2 separate regions of the Homo sapiens genome follow, and region 2 is linked to region 1. A link is a contact called in ENCODE Hi-C or POLR2A ChIA-PET data. All regions are on one chromosome and are shown on one strand. The core of a region is the stretch at or near the end of the contact, and the rest is flanking DNA. Distances in the headings are between cores, read along the strand shown.

Region 1 (4,604 bases), core at 646-3,145:
ATGCCCTTCCTCATTTAAAATGGATGCATTTCCCTATTTAAAATACAACAGTAGCTTTATTGCCACCAAGAAAATACAAACATTTTACACTGGCATTCAAAGCCTCTCCTATTTGCCCCAATCTCTAACTTTATCACATCCACAATACCTTCATTATATTCAAGCAAAACCACATCTGCTGATTGTTCTCTGAATTTCTTTCCTGACCATATGGCTTTATTCTTGCTATACCTTCTCCCTGGAATAGCCTTTCCCTCTAACCCTTTCTTCACATCCCAACTTCCCACCTGTTACTATCTTCCAAAGGTCTCGTCTTATACTATTTCCTTTGTGTTGCCCAGATGCAGTCACAACTGTATGAATTCTCTTTATTGTCAATTCGTCTCCACTGGCATATCCTTATTGCACCTTATAATATAGCTGTATATATACTTGACTTATCCTTGCTACTAGAGCATGTAGTAGTTATAGCAGGAACTGTGTTGCTTGGCTCTATATGACTAAAACATCTAAAACAGGGATGTACACATATTCATGCTCATTGCATGGTTATTCTATTAAGATTGTTTGGATCTGTATTGAAATAACACTGTATGTATGCTGTTTGTTGTTTAAGTCAAGTTGTCAAGTAGAAGATTGATTTGAAGTTCAGCTAAAAAGAAAAAGGCCTCAGACTTCACTGCAGGTGATTCTGTTCCCTTCTACTTAGAGCAATCAGAAGACATAAATACATGCAGTGCCTTAACCTCAATAAATATTTGATGAATGCATGGTTTTGTGGATTACAATTGTTAGTCAATAATGACTTCATACACACACACACACACACACACACACACACACACACACACACACTCATTACATTATCAAGAAATGCCCTTGGGAAAACTTAGTGATTCTTGTTTATTATTTATTTTTATAAGAAAAAAAAAGCACAGGTCAAAATTCAATTTAAGGTGGGAATTAACTGTTCATATGCTTTTAAATGTTATCAAAATTAATTGATTATCTTCAAATGTTTTTAAATTGGTAAGAAATACCTATTTCCAAGTTGAGGGACAAGCCTCACCTTTTTCAGTCTAGGGAAAAGAGAGAAGGTAGCAAATCCTGGAGATTATTTTGCAAAAATTTGAATCAGTGGTCAAAGTTTACTGAAAGTACATTAGAAATTCTGTGCTCTGATACCAGAGTCACAGAGAAGTCTCAGTGCTACTATCTGGGCCCTACCCTCGATTACTACTCACCCTACTACACACAAGAGTCATTCAAATCCCAAAAATCAGGGAAGTCACCGTCCCTTTTAGTCTAAGTTCTTATTTAAGTTCTGTACAATATAAAAACTCCCAAGAAAGAGTGGCTTTGACTGTAAAATTTTATCCAAACAGGCTGAACAAACGGCAATTACATTTTTCCCAATCCAGGAAAAATAATATTTTATGTAACTGGACCTAGAGACTAGATTGCATATTCCATCGTTAAGAGATTTCCCTCCAATGATAGTGAGATAACCCACTCAGCCAAAATTTTCATTTCATTTTAGCTCTAAGAAAATTATCAGAGCTTAGCTGAAGTAGGTGGGAGTAATGCCTATCCCATTTCTCACAGGCTCATCAGACTCTGAGGTCAGGGTCATTAGCCTTTTTCTAAAAATCACTCCATGGATCAGTGAAAAAAAAAAAAATCTGGGTTCCGAGAAGTTAAAAGATAAAGAATTTGAGGTATTAAGACAGTTGGGGTACAAAATAGCCTGTCATGAGGCCATTCAACATAATTTTTTCACTGGCTTCCAGACAAATACAACATTATTTCCACATAGGAGTGGGCAGACACTCCCTTAGTCATCTTTGTTGTCCTGGTCAATGGCAACATACCTGGGGGCAACTTCCAATGTGCCTGTGTACATTCACAATTTCTGTGGGTTTCTGTAAGCATGCTTTTCATTTAATGATTGTTGAGAACATTTCAGGCACAAGCTAAGGGACAGACCAATATAGGCCTATGGCTTGGAAGAGGGGTAGAGTGAGACATGAGAAAGCCCAGACACAGGGAGAATAAAGCACTGATTTTCAACTCCAGGCCAACCAGGGATGAGGAGAAATAAAGGAGGAAATACTGGGCCAGAGCTATCAAATGAGTGCATTCACTGCTTTTTTGGAAATTCCAAAGACTAAATAACATGACAGGATGCTATTTGCATTCTCTACTATGGCTAATAAATTAAACTTGTCCAATGTTACGTAGGGACAATATCAGCAAAACTGGGATTAGAACTCAAGTTTCCTGAGTCTACAACTTCCTGTCACACTGCCTGTCGCATACTCTAAGCACAGTTAGCCTAGTGAGGATGGGAATGAAGGACATAAAAACTTTTGATTTTCAAACTCTCTGCAGTATTTTCCCTGCCTCCTCATCTGAGTGAGGTGCATTTCTCTGCATGGCCACAGTTTTCCATGTTTAACTCCAGCAGCACTTGCCACATCATACTGGAATTGAGATTTTACTTTTCTACCTCTCCAGCCATACAGTAAGCCCTTAAAAAGAAAAATGTTAGCTCTGGAGTGTTTGACAAGTAATAGGAAGTAAATAGTAGTTGAATTAATAAATAGATTCTTGATTCTGTATAGCTACAGAATAAAATACTAGGACCAACAAGTGACAGCTTCAAGAGGAGCTGATTAGAGGAGCTGATTTTCCCTCAACACATTCTAACTAGATTCTACCAGAGTCAGAGAGGCCGAGCAGGAAGCAGTGGATTCTCTTTCACCAGAAGCCTTCAGAGGCTGGATAACCACTTGTCAGGATCACTGGAGAGAAAATGCCTGCTTTGGATGGTCTACTCTTTAGTAATCTATGGCTATTCCATTACAGACCCCAGACCCCATCAGAAATAGAAGAGTCTCTAGCACCACCTTTCTGTAGCTTGGAGTACTTTATAAATGTCTATCCTTGTCTGAGCTGCCTAGTGGACCTACTGATCCTATTTAGTATTGAGCCTTTGTAGAAAAGAAAGAGAGGGAAGGAAGGAAGGAAGGAAGGAACGAAGGAAGGAAGGAAGGAAGGAAGGAAGGAAGGAAGGAGAAAGAAAGAAAGAAAGAGAAAGAAAGAAAGGAAAGAAAGGAAGGAAGAAAGAAACGAAGGAAGGAAAGAGAGAGAGAGAAAGATAAAGAAAGAAAGAAGAGAAGAGAAGAGACTTGGCAGAAGAAGTCTGTGGTTGGGAAGTCAGCTTAATCTTCTACTACTGAGCTGATTTGAAGAACGAGACTTGCCCAGATTTCCTGAGAAGCACTTTACAGACACAATAAGCAACAGTCTCGATGTATATTAGTAGGAAAAAAAAATACACACAAATTAAATCTGAAAGCTCATCAGAAACTTATAGCTCACCTGAACTATCATACTGAGGCCTCAAAAGGAAACTCATCTAGAATCACACAGCCAGTCCTGGCAGAGTTGGCACAAAATTCTGCTGATTACAAGGCCAGAATTCTTTTCATTACCCAATGCTGTGAAGCCCACTATAATATAACACTTAATTATACAGGTTCAGGAATACAAGTCAAAGCAGATCCCAAATATAATAATAGATGCTTGCATTACATATGGGAAAAGCATGCTATAACATGGTTAAACGATGACATGAATAAATTATAAAGGGATTGATTGCACTGTGTTTTTCCCATCAAGAACTAAGTTGTACTCCTATATCATGTGGGACATCTGTGCTGTAAACTATAAAACACATGATTTCATTAGAATCCAAAACAAATGGATTGGGGCATCAGCGCGTATAGGAAAGGCAGAGTGCACAAACACCACATTAGGCTTTTCGATATACCCACTCTTTTAGACTGACCAGATACCAAGCAAAGTAGTTGCTTTTTATCTCTATTTTTACAGATGAGATCGGACTTAGAGCTACGGAGAAGTTAACATGTCATCATACCACAAGTACACAAGTAAATGAGAATCGGGATTCAAATCCACACTTGTTTGGTTCCCAAGCACATGCTTTTCCCCAAAAGATCAGGATACCTCAGTCGTCCATGTCTCTGTAAATGTGTTTAACTTTACATAAGTCACTTTCCCTCTTTGGGTCTTAGAAACTCTCTAAGGTCTTTTCTAGTTCTAGAAGTTCCTCTGATGCAAATATTCAAGACTTGAGAAGAAGTTCTTGTGTAAATTCTATCCAAAAATAAACAATGTAAAACTTACGCATGCACAATACCCAAAATATCTAGATTACTTTCTTTTCTATTTTCTGCTATGGCACATTTATCAAGATTTGTCTGAATGTTGGCACCCACTGAGGGCCTTCAGTAAAGAAACAACATATTCACAGTTCCTTTATGTGCATGTGGGCAAGCTTAAGTTAGACATATACTATATGCAAGACTCTGCAAACAGCTGCAGATGAGACAGGCATCATCATAAACACAGGCAGGAGTCAACTAGTGCTGACAGACAAAGGCCATCATGTGAATAGAGGCCATCTCAACTCTGCACTCAGGTGGGCTGTTTCTCTACCTTTGAGCCAACTGATTTTATAAGATTGCCCATGTATTCGTCTAAAGCAACCCATCCCTTCAAGGCACTGTGTTACAGTA
Region 2 (4,604 bases), core at 1,117-3,616, 1.1 Mb before region 1:
CTATACATAGGGTCTACAGTACCACCCCTGCTATCCAGAATTTCCCTTTTGAGGCTTCAGTTACCAGTGGTTAATCATGGTCTGCAAAAATTACATGGGAAATTTCATAGATAAACAATTCATCAGTGGTAAATTGAACACTGTTCTGAATAGCGTGATGAAATCTCAAGCCATCCCACTTCACATGGGATATGAATCATCCCTTTGGCCAGCATTTCCACATTGTATGCACTACCCACCCCTTAGTCACTTAATAGCTGCCTCGGTGATCTGACCTACTGTTGCGTATAGTGTGTGTAGGATCCAGTACTGTCCTTCGTTTCTGACATCCACTGAGGGTCTTTGAACATATTCCTCAAGGAGAAGGGGTGATTACTGTACACATTAGCGATCGTTATAACTATCTGCGAGGTACATTACAGATGCTTTTATTTTACTTATTTTGTTTAACAGTTGGAAAAAAAATACCTGTTTTTTAAGTGCTCATTCAAAGAATGTCATTGCCCACGGAATACAAACATGCTGCTTTGGTGAGTCACAGAGAATCTTTCCCTGTGCCCTAAAATCTGAAATGCTATTAAGATTTACTCTGCTGATCTGGGAGAGCAAACCAATTCCAAAAGCACATGCCCTTTGCAGGAAAAGTCCTGGACTTGTTGCTGACATTTCACACAGGGACTTTTCACAGTGTACTTTACCTGCTAACAGTGCACTCCAAGGCAGTAGTTCTTCAACCTGAGTGTACACTGGACTCTGTAAGGCCACTTGTTATAAATGCAAACCCAGGAATTCCACTCCCAGACATTTGGATTCAGGAAATTGGGAGTGGAAGCCAGGAATTCATATTTTACATGTGTTTTGTATAAAATTCTGATTTTGAAACAGATGGCCATACTTTGAGAGATGAGTTTAGAACAACAAAAGAAAAACAATTTTTTAAGAGTTATATACTACAAATCACAGACAAAGTTTTAGAAAAGAGGGTATCAGAATTCCATCTTTGCTACAAACTCTTCCCTAACTAGCACCAATAGGTCCCAAATCCAAATATCAGAACTTAATGGAAAGAAATAAAGACCAAAAAATGCTAAGCATATGCATTCTCATATGCAAACACACACATGTGCATACATATCTCTGGAAATCATAGATTCTTTCACAAAAAAAAAAATCTAGACTATAGCATTCATTCGCTCCTAATGGTCACTGAACATTGTATGTGATAGGGAGTGGGGAATTATTCAGGTGGCTATAGAATTGTTCCTGAATTTAAGTTTACTACTCTTAGAGAATAACATAAAACATTCAGGCTTGCATGTGAATTTCTGTGAGTGAGGCCATAATGTAATAGGAGATACAAAAAGGAGAGTCATGCAAACTGATAGAGCAGTAAACACTTCATGGATGGGATGTGAGTGCACTTCTAAGAAATGTGTAGGGTGTTGTGAGGATGGAGGGCACAGATGCAGAATAAACTGCTCACCAATCTATATAGACACATCTCTTTTGCATTCTGACCCTCCCTAGGCTTCAACATTTTGGTTTATCAACTCTTTTATAGTTTAATTCCATTCCATCCAGCACACATTTATGAACAGTGTACTCTGACTCTAGTACTTTCTCTTGGGACACAGAGAAAATAAACGGTTGGAAGAACTCATCCTAGTCCTTGAGAGGTTTACTCTTCAGTGAGTGGACCAGAAGCAGGAAGTAAAGAACTCCATTCAGGTAATTCTGACAACAGTCTTAAGCTATAATACCACTCCCAATAAGAGTATATAGGCATATTAGTTAGAAATATGATGTGTTTTCCAATTTATTATAAACATGAAGAAAAGTTATTACTGTGTGTTGCTCAATAAGGTTTACAAAATATTTTCAGATATATTATCTCATCTAAGCTCTGTGAAGACAGACATCTTTCGTTCACCAGTGCATCCCACATGCTTAAAATTCTACCTGGCATATGGTAGGCTCTCAGCAAATGTGTAATAATTTAATTCTCAGAGCCCCCACATTTTACAGAAGAGGGAGTAATATTGGACTTTCCCCTTCTGAAACATTCAGGGTCCTCCAGGATGGATACTAGGCTGGCAAAAGTGTCCTAATCATCTTTGCAGCTCCAGGGCTATTGATTTTGCAAGATCTCTAAGACCAACAGTTTGGTCAATTCATTATGCACCATGTTCCTACTCACCCAGTGCTTGCACTACTCCTGGATGAGGCTTTAGAGCCACCTGGCGATCAGTTGAGTGACACCCTTAATCTAGCACCGTGGCTGTTGGTCTATTAAAGGAAGTAATTGTAGAACTGGAAGTATTGCAGTTGTCCTTTTGGTCTGCAGGTGGAAGCAGCCTTGCATTTTCAGTTAAACAGAACAGCAAGCTCTTGTGTCAAGAACAGCATATTTTTGTGTTAGTTCTGTTGTTTCCATTAATGTCACAAAATGTTCCCTCTATATTTATTAGGATAATAAGAGTTATTAGAAGGAGTAAACTGACTTATACCATATCCTATAAATAGTCTTCTAACTCCCTTTGAAATTTCCAGTGCATATTGGAAAAATCTAAACAATAAAATCAGTTGCTGTTCTGAAAGGCCATGCTAGCTATAACTAATATAAAAAAAGCGGTGGTTAAAAGCTTGGACCTCATAGTCAGGCTGACTCGAGTTTAGGCTAAGCCCATTTATATATGACAGATCTTGAGCAAGCTAGTTAACATTTCTGAGGCTGCCTTCTTGTCAATAAAATGAGAATTATGAATTTTGTCCCATAAAATGGCTGTGAAAAATGAATAACGTTTGTAAAGGTCTTAATGAAGTGCATAGAACTCAATAAATAAGCAATAAATTGTAGTTAGTATGATTTTTATAAGTTTGCTGTTTTATATATGTGCCATGCATATACATATGTATGTATGTTTGTGTGTACACACATGTATGTGTGTGTATGTATATCTATATCTATATATAAAACAACTTACTAAGTTGAAAACAAAGGAAAGAAAAAGTGTAGTCATAAAACAATTTCATTTTTGTCTCCTATGGTGCTTTCAAATCCATTTGGTTTGGGCCTATTCTTCCCCTGACCCTTGAATAAAATATAGGGCAAGTTCTATGACATTTATGTCATTTTCAGGTAATGTTTCAGGTAATATAATGTATTTTAGTCATTTCAAAGCACAAAGATACCGCTTCCTTCCAGTGATATGAGTATCTGTACCCCTGTACATAGGCCAAATCTCTTTATAGCCACTCCTCCATCATGCAGTCATCTTCCATCATGTAGGCAATGTGTCTGCTAGAACTTTTGTTCCTTAGATTTCTTAGCTGGAGAAGTGCACAGGTTTACCGTGTTTCTCTAGATCCAGGGAGCAAACACCAAGTGTTCAGAGCAGATGAACTGAAGCCTTGTTCTTTAGGCTTAAAGTGAGATTCAAGAACTCCCAGTGTCTGCCCCCTCCGTGGTGACATAAAAGTGGTACTCAGTACATATCAATAGCTCCCTCCAAAAATTATCTCCTAAACTCTAACTCCTTTCTTGGGGTTAAGTTTATTTGTTTGTTTGTTTGTTTTGAAAGGGAGAGAGATAGCTGGTCCACTAGGGGCTGCAAAACTGGTTCTCAGACACCATTTTTGCAACTCCGGCATAGGTCTCTTGTTTCATTTTGGAACTTGGTCTTTATTGTCTAGTGGATTCAGTAAAAACTGAGTCAGAAATGATTCTAATTTAAAATCCTATTACACTAGCTTATGTGATGTTGCACTGGAAGTCTAGTGTTCATTACGGGCAGCCCACACCTGGATTTGTTGTGTTTACTCTTGGGTACCACTATTTAAGATAAAGCCCAACTAGAGAAGGTTCCAGTTAGTGAGATTAATGAGGAGATCGGCAACTATCTGGCAACTATCTCACATGAAGCATGACTGAAGGAAATTGGGACAAAAAGAGTATTTTAATTGTTTTCAAAAAGGGAACAGAGCAAACGTGACAGTGGGTTTTAAATAATGGGTGGATGGCCCAAAGGAATTATGATCTTTCTGGCAGGCTTCAGAGAATATAACTAGAAAATATTGTAAAAGCACAGAGAAGCAGAATTATGCTCAATTAAGAAGGGACTTTCCAACAGTTAGAACTGACTGAAAGGGAAATGGTCTGGTTTGGTGGGGGTTCAAATAGTGGTAGGATCACCATTGGTACAAATGTTACCTACAAAATTCATGAATCAGTTCATGATGGGAATAATTGACATCTCCAATGTGGAGAATGCTTGGGCAAGCATGAGGCCCTGAAAATAGTATGCTGTTTATGCATCTGTTTTCTTTCATAGAATTCAAGTTTTACTTAAGCCAAACCTCAGCAATTACTCAGTGAATCATTCATCAAAAATCAGCCTCAAATTCAGTAGCAAGGCATATGTTGTTACTCATTCTGTAACTTACTTCACCTGGAAAAACAAGATGTTCATCATGGTACAGCATGATTAAGCAATGGGGGGTGTTTTGAGTGAACCAGGTTGGAATAAACCTAATGTGAAAGGTTAACATTCTACTCCCTTTGAGTTAGTAGGCAACTCATGAAGTCATTCTGGCATAAAACCTTT

The links. Hi-C counts contacts between places; a loop is a spot of excess contacts on that map. ChIA-PET counts read pairs that join two places held with the same protein, here RNA polymerase II (POLR2A). Pooled maps may share reads with other maps.
Region 2: a map of A673 shows a loop between it and region 1 (6-fold over the local background). The contact joins two enhancer-like sites. A Hi-C loop is called at or near these places in 1 of 168 maps with a recorded cell type or tissue (A673) and 2 of 50 pooled maps. POLR2A ChIA-PET finds 5 or more read pairs at or near these places in 1 of 52 experiments (Panc1).

What each region holds. Positions count from the first base shown.
Region 1 is chr3:189,271,187-189,275,790 of GRCh38, reverse strand. All of the region lies in intron 4 of TPRG1 (tumor protein p63 regulated 1), which reads right to left. Among named protein-coding and RNA genes, the nearest start is that of TPRG1-AS2, 33 kb to the right of the region's middle. RefSeq lists an enhancer at 2,667-2,856. Within about 2 kb of position 1,895, at least 4 of the 41 ENCODE cell types and tissues checked have a DNase peak (open chromatin) inside an H3K27ac peak, as active enhancers do; they include A673, where a contact is called at or near this core.
Region 2 is chr3:190,382,138-190,386,741 of GRCh38, reverse strand. It overlaps a transcript of CLDN16 not described here. Among named protein-coding and RNA genes, the nearest start is that of CLDN16, 3.7 kb to the left of the region's middle. RefSeq lists an enhancer at 28-322 and a silencer at 2,148-2,442. Within about 2 kb of position 2,366, at least 4 of the 41 ENCODE cell types and tissues checked have a DNase peak (open chromatin) inside an H3K27ac peak, as active enhancers do; they include A673, where a contact is called at or near this core.